2 separate regions of the Homo sapiens genome follow, and region 2 is linked to region 1. Evidence: read pairs that join two places in POLR2A ChIA-PET (ENCODE). Cell type or tissue: HepG2. All regions are shown on one strand. Region 1 overlaps DHX29 (DExH-box helicase 29). Region 2 overlaps MTREX (Mtr4 exosome RNA helicase).

Evidence for each region. ChIA-PET counts read pairs that join two places held together with the same protein. Peaks named below come from ENCODE experiments on the same cell type or tissue, not always from the same donor. Only the 100,000 strongest peaks of a DNase experiment are listed, where the experiment ranks them.
Region 2: POLR2A ChIA-PET joins it to region 1 with 9 read pairs; 3 of 35 experiments call an interaction of 5 or more read pairs at or near these places.

What each region holds. Positions count from the first base shown.
Region 1 is chr5:55,270,150-55,275,149 of GRCh38, reverse strand. DHX29 (DExH-box helicase 29) reads left to right here. Exons shown (of 27, transcript NM_019030.4): 15 at 140-284; 16 at 419-536; 17 at 1,773-1,857; 18 at 2,975-3,063; 19 at 4,444-4,572; 20 at 4,663-4,738. All of the region lies in intron 1 of CCNO-DT (CCNO divergent transcript), which reads right to left. Among named protein-coding and RNA genes, the nearest start is that of DHX29, 35 kb to the left of the region's middle. In HepG2, no CTCF peak of the experiment used is centred here; no DNase peak of the experiment used is centred here.
Region 2 is chr5:55,321,951-55,326,950 of GRCh38, reverse strand. MTREX (Mtr4 exosome RNA helicase) reads right to left here. Exons shown (of 27, transcript NM_015360.5): 2 at 4,487-4,624; 3 at 2,753-2,819. The region is part of intron 1 of LOC124900979 (a long non-coding RNA gene); the gene reads left to right. Among named protein-coding and RNA genes, the nearest start is that of MTREX, 16 kb to the right of the region's middle. In HepG2, a CTCF peak has its summit at 1,952 (motif pointing left); DNase peaks (open chromatin) are centred at 1,940 and 2,710.

The DNA of each region.
Region 1 (5,000 bases):
TGTATTTTAACAAAATAGTAATGGTGACAATGAGAAAAATATAGATTTGAATGAATGCAAATACCGCCTTTTTTCCTTCTTTGTCTTACAAAAATACTTAATATTTTTATTCACCTCCCTCTGGTTGGATTTCTTTTAGGAATACATCCCAGTTCAGACTGGAGCACATGCTGATTTAAATCCATTTTACCAAAAGTACAGCAGCCGCACTCAGCATGCTATTCTATACATGAATCCTCATAAAATCAACCTGGATCTCATTTTGGAACTTCTTGCATACTTAGGTATATTTCTATTTCTAATGGGTCTCCATTTGATTTGATAAAACATTTCTACTAGCTGGAGATGTTTTATTAATATTTTATATGCTGTTCCTTATCTTCTTATTTTGAATATTGTATCTTTTTAAAAATTTCAGATAAAAGTCCCCAATTCAGAAATATTGAAGGAGCAGTATTGATCTTTTTACCAGGACTTGCTCATATTCAGCAGTTGTATGATCTTCTATCAAATGATAGAAGATTTTATTCTGAACGGTAACTACTCATCTTCATTATATTCCTGGTAGTTTTAAAATAGGAAAATATTTGGTACATTAAAACCCTTGATCAGAGTTTTCAAAGTCTTTTCACCATGGGTTAAAATTACCTATGGGGAAGTAAGATTTTTTTCTTTAAACACTTCCATTATAACATGTTATCTACTAAAAATTTTTAGGTACTATATTCTGCATTTATTCCATTTTATTTTATTTTTGAGACAGATTCTCTCTCTGTTGCCCAGGATGGAGTGTAGTGGCACGATTGCACCTTTAGCCTCAAACTCCTGGGCTCAAACAATCCTCCCACCTCAGCCTCCTGAGCAGCTGGGACCACAAGTTGTGCACCACTACGCCCAGCTAATTTAAAAAATTTTTTTCATAGAGACAAGGTCTCCCCCTGTTGCCCAGGCTGGCCTCAAACTCTTGGGCTAAAGGGAACTTCTCACCATGGCCTACCAAAGTGCCAGGATTACAGGCGTGAGCCACTGCCTGTAGCCTTCATCTTTTTTTTTTTTTTTTTTTGAGGCAGAGTCTTGCTCTGTCGGCCAGGCTGGAGTGCGATAGCGCAATCTCAGCTTACTGCAACCTCTGCCTCCGGGTTCAAGTGATTCTCCTGCCTCAACCTCCCCAAGTAGCTGGGACTACAGCCGCATGCCACCACGCCCAGCTAATTTTTATATTTTTAGTAGAGATGGGGTTTTACCATGTTGACCAGGCCGGTCTCAAACTCCTGACCTTAGATGATCTGCCCATCTCAGCCTCCCAAAGTGCTGGGATTACAGGCCTGAGCCACCGCACTTGGCCAGCCTTCATCTTCTTAAGATTAAGCAGAGGGAATCCTGTGGTTAAAAAGTAAGATGGTGACTCCTGCCAACCCGCTAAATCGTGCAAAACTCCAACCAAGCTGCAGTTTATCATCCATATATATTTAATCAGCTGTTTACTATATGTTTTGATAGAGTTTATTACTACTGTAGTAAACCATATAAACCACTTCAACATTAGAAAGAACATTAAAAAAATTTAATCCTATTCGCATAATTTGTTTATATTCTTTGTGATGCATGTATATGAGGTTTCATTGTACAATTCTGTAAACACTTGTGTATGTTTAAATTTTTTCATAGTAAAAAATCTTAAAGTTGCTTGCTATATGCAAATAAATTTTGTTATTCTTTGCAGTGTCTTCTAAAGAGAAACTCTTGCTAAGAACTATGATTTTAACTTTCAGATATAAAGTGATAGCTCTGCATTCTATTCTTTCAACCCAAGATCAAGCTGCAGCATTCACACTTCCCCCTCCAGGAGTCAGGAAGGTAAAATTTAGTACAGCAAATTTATATGTGATCCACCTGAGAGTATTTTATGATGGCCGTATAACTTTTTATCATCAAAGACAGTTGTTAACATTAAGTGCCTTATAGCGCATTGCCAACTCCAAGTGTTCTGCACCTTGCCATCATCAGAAGTGAACCCAATGTTACAATTCAAGCATTTGAATATTTACATTATGTGCTATTTAAGGGAGAAGACTTCATTGAGGGAGTGCTAGTTGAAAAACATAGTATGGATGTTGCCTGTTGAGGAAAAAAAGTCACAACTTTTTCCCAAGAAGGCATCACAAAGGAGATTGGATATTTAAATCCTGGGAGTATTCTTGTTGTTCTCTAGGCAGATCTTCTCTGATGATTTTTATTGTACATAAACCATTGGGTAGGTCACAAAGCTAATAAGTAACAGAGCCAGGACAACAACCTAGTTCTCATTAATGTGATTTTTTTTTCCTAATAATAGTGAAGGGTTGTGCTAAGCTGTCTCCATTCTCTACCCAGTTCCCCATTCTACTTATGTTTTTTTGTTTTGAGACCGAGTTTCAAAACAACACTCCAGCCTTGTTGCCCAGGCTGGAGTGCAGTGGCACAATCTCGGCTCACTGCAACCTCCGCCTCCTGGGTTCAAGCGATTCTGCTGCCTCAGCCTCCTGAGTAGCTGGGATTACAGGCACCTGCCACAAAGCCTGGCTAATTTTTGTATTTTTAGTAGAGACAGGATTTTGCCATGTTGGTCAGGCTGGTCTCAAACTCTTGACCACAGATGATCCTCCCGCCTCGGCCTCCCAAAGTGCTGGGATTACAGGCGTGAGCCACCGCACCCAGCCCTACTTATATCATTTTTAAGAGATTGACTAGAATTAGGGGAGTGGTATTTTTGTTGGAATAAAAATCTGTATTTTAGATTTAGTCTAATTAGTAAGCTAAGCTGACAAAACTAGAGTAAATTAAAATTACACAGTAATAGCAAATAGATTGTAAATTTTTGTGACTGAAATTGAAATTCAGTTTTTAAATTTCATCAGCTCAAACTAAAGAAATTTAAATAATGATACATTCATGAAAGTAGTCTAAATGTTTTAAGCTTTTTGTTTATTTTCAGATTGTTTTAGCAACCAATATTGCAGAGACGGGTATCACTATTCCTGATGTTGTATTTGTAATTGATACTGGAAGAACAAAAGAAAATAAGTAAGTTTAAATTTCCCAAATCAAAACATTTTTAACCTGGAAAGAGGTTGGGGCTCTTGAATTCTTGGGAGAAATCCTAAAATTATTTAGGGAAAATCCTAAATGTCCTAGTTCTGTCCAAAGCAAAAGCCTTAGAGAAACTATAGGAAACTTTAAAATATCTGAGAGTAAATGTCAGAATTTCATTTCATGGGTTTTCCCATAAGTAATACCAGTATACTGCTACTTTTAGAAAAGTGCTGAGAAAAATTTTCAGAACATAAATTTTTATAGATATTTTATTTGTAAAATAAATTGTTTAACAAAAAGCATTCTTTGTGATTATTTAAAAAAGAAACATGGCTTTTGGAGTAAGAGCTGAATTTAAATCTCTTGAGCAAGTAATGTAACATATAACCTCTCTAATCAGTTTCTTCATTTGTAAATGGGTAAAATGAAAATTTCTTTTATTTTATTTTTGAGACGGAGTCTTGCTGTGATACCCAGGCTAGAGTGCAGTGGCACAGTCTCACTGCAGCCTCCACCTCCCTGGTTCAAGCAGTTCCCCTGCCTCAGCCTTCTGAGTAGCTGGGATTACAGGCACATGCCACCACACTCGGCTAATGTTTTTGTATTTTTAGTAGAGACAGGGTTTCACTATGTTGGCCAGGCTGGTCTCGAACTCCTGACCTCAGGCAATCTGCCTGCCTCGGCCTTCCAAAGTGCTGGGATTACAGGCGTGAGCCACCTCGCCCAGCCAAAATGAAAATTTCATAACTGAAAGTGCCTAGTTCAGTAACTGGAACCTAATAGGTAACTGTAACTGAATTTTCAACAAAAAGATTACTACTGTATAAATAATGTTTATATTGAATAAATAGGACAGACCACCTTTAGTAATTTACTATAATCTAGATACACTACCCCTGTTTTAGGAAACCATAGCAATATTTGCAAGAGAGTACCACCATTCAATAAAAAGTAGATTCTTGATTCTTTGAATTGTACCTCTAGAGAAAATGTTTTCAGGGTTTAACTGTATCGTGAAAGGTATGTTGAATTGTAATGTTCACAGTAACACTTCTCAAAATATTTCAAAAATTATCGTCACATAATTAATAGGTATTCTACTAAATTTAAAAAAGATTCTGTGATCAGATTAGTATGAGAAAGGATAAGTTAAATAATTTTTTTCTTTTGCCAGACTTTTAATTTGTAGTATATTTAGTATGCAATGTTTACTAAATTATTTAAATATGAAGCATAATTTGAGAACTATTGGTCCACAATAATGGATTTTTTAAGCCTGTGTTTAACTTAGTTGTAAGAGTCAAATCCAGCTTTTTCCAATTTTGACTTAAGTCAATTATCTACATATTCTCTCCTAAAACATTTCTTTAGGTACCATGAAAGCAGTCAGATGAGTTCTTTGGTGGAGACGTTTGTCAGTAAAGCCAGTGCTTTGCAGCGCCAGGGAAGAGCTGGGCGGGTCAGAGATGGCTTCTGTTTCCGAATGTACACAAGAGAAAGGTATGGCATAGCACTGGAAATGTAAAACACATAAACCAGTATTGTGTGACATTTCTGATAATATGTATTTAGTATTACTTTATTTTTCAGATTTGAAGGCTTTATGGATTATTCTGTTCCTGAAATCTTACGTGTACCTTTGGAGGAATTATGCCTTCATATTATGGTAATCTCAAGGGAACTCGGATGGATTTTGTCCTTCGCCCCTTTCTAGAAAAGAAAAAAAATGAACACCTAAACTTACCTTATATTGCTTTAGATTTTCAACTTTTTTACTCTTCTTTAATATATGCCCTTATCCATCTTATTATAAGTAAATCCACTGTGTTTTGATTTTGCCAGACACTTACACTTTATAGATTAAAATACAGCCTCATAATCTAGACTAGTAGTTCTCAACTGGGGGCACTGTTGCCTACCAGGGGACA
Region 2 (5,000 bases), 52 kb before region 1:
ACACTGCCATGTTCTCACTCGTAAGTGGGAGTTGAACAATGAGAACACATGGACACAGGGCAGGGAACATCACAAACCGGGGCCTGTAGAGAGGTGGGGGGCTAGGGGAGGGATAGCATTAGGAGAAATACCTAATGAAGGCTGACAGGATGATGGGTGCAGCAAACCACCATGGCAGGTGTATACCCATGTAACAAAACTGCATGTTCTGCACATGTACCCCAGAACTTAAAGTATAATAATTAAAAATAAATAAATAAAGTCTTTGTGGAGATAGGATAAGACACAACCAAGAATACTGGCAGAACAACCATCCTTAGTCTGGAAGGGGAATGTGACACGTACAAATAGCCTTGGTGATGGAGGTTATAATCAGAGGACATTTCAACTTGATATCCTCAAGCCTGTGAAGAGGAAAAGTCACCCTGCTGAGAAAGTGGGAAGAAGTGACAGAAAGGTGGGCTTGAAGATAATCATGGAGCACAGAAGGGGCTTTTGACCTCCTGAGAATAGAGTTTGTATTTCTTTTTTCTTTTCTTTTTTCTTTTTTTGAGACAGAGTCTCACTCTGTCACCCAGGCTGGAGTACAGTGGCGTGATCTCAGCTCACTGCAACCTCCACCTCCCTGGTTCAAGCAATTCCCCTGCCTCAGCCTCCTGAGTAGCTGGGATTACAGGCACATGCCACCATGCCTGGTTAATTTTTTTTGTATTTTTAGTAGAGACGGGGTTTCACCATGCTGGCCAGACTGGTCTCAAACTCCTGACCTCAGGCAATCCGCCTGCCTCGCCCTCCCAAAGTGCTGGGATTATAGACGTGAGCCACTGTGCCCAGCCATGTTTATGTTTTTCCATCTTTTATAAGCCCAGATAACTGAATAGGGTCTAACATATCTTGAATAATCAAATGGACATCACACCTGTCAGACACTATGTACTACCTCTAAAGAAACATAAGAGACTTTCAGTAGAAAAATATTTTAAAAGATAAATTTCTAGAAATCATGTCCTTTGCAGTAACATGGATGCAGCTGGAGGCCATCATCCTGATTTAACGCAGAAACAGAAAATCAAATACCGCATATTCTCACTACGTTTAGTGAGAGCTAAACATAGGGTACACATGGACATAAAGATAAGAACAACAGACACTGAGGACTCCAACAGCAGGAAGTGAAGTGGGAAAGGGTTGAAAAACTATTTAATACCTACTGGGTAGTATGTTCACTATTTGGGTGACGGGTTCAACTGAAGCCCAAACCTCAGCATTACACGATATACCCATGTAACAAACCTGCACATGGCTAGGCACAGTGCCTCATGCCTGTAATCCCAGCACTTTGGGAGGCCAAGATGGCTGGATCACTTGAAGTCAGGAGTTTGAGACCAGCCTGACCAACATGGTGAAACCCAGTCTCTACTAAAAATAAAAAAAAAAATTAAAAAAAAAAAATTAGCCAAGCGTGGTGGCACGCACCTGTAATCCCAGCTGCTTGGGAGGCTGAGACAGAAGGATTGCTTGAGCCTGGGACGTGGAGGTTGCAGTGAGCCGAGATCACATCACTGCACTCCAGCCTGGATGACATAGTGAGACTCTTAAAAAAAAAAAAAACAAAAAAAAACCCCCCCAAAAAAACAACACTTGCATATATGTACCACCTCCTGAAAAAATCAAACTTGCATATGTACCACCTCCTGAATCTGAAGTTAAAAAAAAAAAAGATAAGGTTCTAAACCTACATTGAAAGTCTTTTTGTTAATTTGGATTACTCTGCTTATTCAACAGACTTTTAATGAGATTCTCCAATTACCTCTAAAAATAACTTGCTATAATGTTTATAATAAAAAATTTTGAGAAGGAAATAGTGTTATAGTTCCATCATGTCCCTAATGTGTATAAATTCTCACTTCTAAATGGATACAAGCTATCTCTGACCACCATCTTGTGGCAGAACAAAGAAACTGCAATTTATCAGTCATTGGAGCAAGACATGAAATAGCATGTAACCTTCAAAAATAGCACTGTTACTTAACTTTAGGAGTATGAATGCTCTAAACACCTACTCTGTGCTAGGTACTTTACCTAATTTACTTCTATAATCCTCACAACCACACCACAAGGTAGATCCCTTTATTGCAAATTTAAAAACTACAAAAAAACAATGTTTTTAAATAAACAAAGAGGTTAAGAAATTTACCCAAGATTGGCCCGGCGCAGTGGCTCATGCCTGTAATCCCAGCACTTTGGTAGGCTGAGGCAGGTGGATCACGAGGTCAGGAGTTTGAGACCAGCCTGGCCAACATAGTGAAACCCCATCTCTACTAAAAATACAAAAATTAGCCGGGCATGGTGGCGCACGCCTGTAATCCCAGCTACCCAGGAGGCTGAGGCAGGAGAATTGCTTGAACCCGGGAGGCGGAGGTTGCAGTAAGCCGAGATTGCGCCATTGCACTCCAGCCTGGTCGACAACAGCGAACCTCTGCCTTAAAAAAAAAAAAAAAAAAAAAAAAAAAAAAAAAAAAAAAAGTTAAAATAAGAAATTTACCCAAGATTATAGTTAAGAAAAATGCTGGGGGAGGATCTGAACCCAAGTTTAATTACAAAGCCCCAACTCTTCCACTAGGTACCCCATGGAAACTATTTATTGTTTCCAAGGTCCTCATGGCTAAACTGTTTGCTGATCATCATACTAGATAGTCCAAAGAAAAATCCCATTTGTAACACTAACCTTCTGTATGCTGTTTGTGCTTACCTCATGTGTACACCCTTCAACAGTTTCAACTGATTGTACCTTGACTCTGGGCATCAGGTCTGCCAAACTTAAAAAGAATTGTTTAAAGTTACACAAAAACAAATTACTTTTCTATAATTTGATAATAAGCCTCACATTGCACTGTTAAGGAAAATGACACTGTCCAATCATCAGTATTCCAAATAGGAAAAACTTTGGCTATTAAGAATACATAGAAATGTTTTCACATTATGCAAATATATGCTGAAAATTAAAAATGACCAGTTAACATCTTTTATTACAGATACAGAACAGACTGCCGAGTGATTATTCAAATAATTATGTCAGCTTAGTTCCAATAACTATTTTGAATAAAAAGTGCCTCTACCAAGCACTGTCACCACTTCAAAACATAAGCTGGTTATAAACCATTACACAATAGAAAGTATAAAGTAAACTAGCCCAATTCATTTGTTGCTATTATTTATAGAAGTGTTCCTGGCCAGGCACAGTGGCTCACACCTGTAATCCCAACACTTTGGGAGGCTGAAGTGGGTGGATCACTTGAGCCCAGGAGTTCAAGACCAGCTTGGGCAATACGGCAGAAACTCACTACAAAAAAACTCAAAAATTAGCATACGTGGTGGCACGCGCCTGTAGTCCCAGCTACTCAAGACATTGAGGCAGGAGAATCACCTGACCCTGGGGAGGCTGAGATGGCAGTGAGCTGTGATCACACCACTGCACTCCAGCCTGGGTGACAGAGTGAGACAATGTCTCAAAAAAAAAAAGTTCCTTATTCTCATCAAAATCCTACATTATGCTATCTAGGTCCTCTGTTAAGACTCTGAAAAGGCAAAACTGGATAAACTGAAGAAAAATAGATGTATTTCTGTGCTAGATTATTATCTTACTTATCGTACTTCTGAGATTTAAGTCAATAATATTACTTTGGACAAACTCAAAAGTTACAAACAAGTAACAATGACTTTAAACTACAAATATTATTTTGTAACTTATTATAGTAGCCTGGGAAAATGGTGCATCTTAAATATTCCAGTGACACATCTATCACCATTTATAGGAGATAATTTTACTAACTGTAACAAAAGTTAACTGGTTTTAAAAAAAAATCACAGAAATTGTAAACTCTTCATGGTAGTGCCAAGTTCAAATATGGAACATTAGAAGGGAGGAGCAAAGTTGTAAAGATCATTACCACAATACAAAACAGGTCAACCAAGGGTACTGGCATCAACTTTTAGAAAGCTCCAGCTTCCAAAATCAGATAAATACCAGCGATTCCAGCCACAGATACCCATAGCAGGAGTCTTGAGATGCACAGCCACTCTACTCCACATGCAACAATGAAAATCTAATTCGCTCTAATGTTCCTTCCCACTTATTCCTTCCACTGAGTTAGCTTTATTTTTTCCTTTTATTCCACTCTTCCAGTTATCCTCCTCCTGAGGCATTACAAATAAAGAAAACGTATTTTTTTTAATCAGGTTTTAAGACTTTTTTCTCAAAACTGGATTCTAAAGTATTAAAAGATGAGTATTTTCCATATTGCTTTCCAACTCCCCAAACTTAGGTAAGTGTTCTACATTTACATGCCTGTGTAAAAATAGAAAGAATATCTTCATTTCTCTAATACGGGCATATATCTAAGTAGCAACATGGAGACAATTTTTAAAACCTCATGTAACCACCTGAATTATGAGTTACTAACATTTAGGACTTTGGAAATATTACCTTAAGTCTTCAGTTATTGACTCTTCTATCCTGGGCTTCTTTCCAAAAATGGGTTCATCTGTACCTTCGAAATCTACATCTCTCTTATTTTTTCCATTATTAGTTGATTCTGATTGTAATTTACCATCAAAACGTTTCCTGAAAAGTAAATAGTTTGGAATGAATTCTGCAGTATCCACTTTTACTTTAAGGGCAACATCATAAAATACTGCTCTATACCATTAACAGAAAGTCATGTTTTAAATAGATGAATGTTACAAACAACAACTGGCTGAAGCCCGGAATACCTTAACTTTATAACTAGTAAAACTGAATACTTTACTGCATTTGTATTTCATTTTTCTTTGACGGTTTAAAATTATCTTAAAATTCACATTAACATAACTATTAAATATATTTTCTTTAAAACTGTAAATTAAAACATCATTAGACATTAACATGAGTTACCTTTAACAAACATTTAATGCTTTCTCTAAAGGCATGATACTACTATTTGGAAGAAAATTTTTTGTGA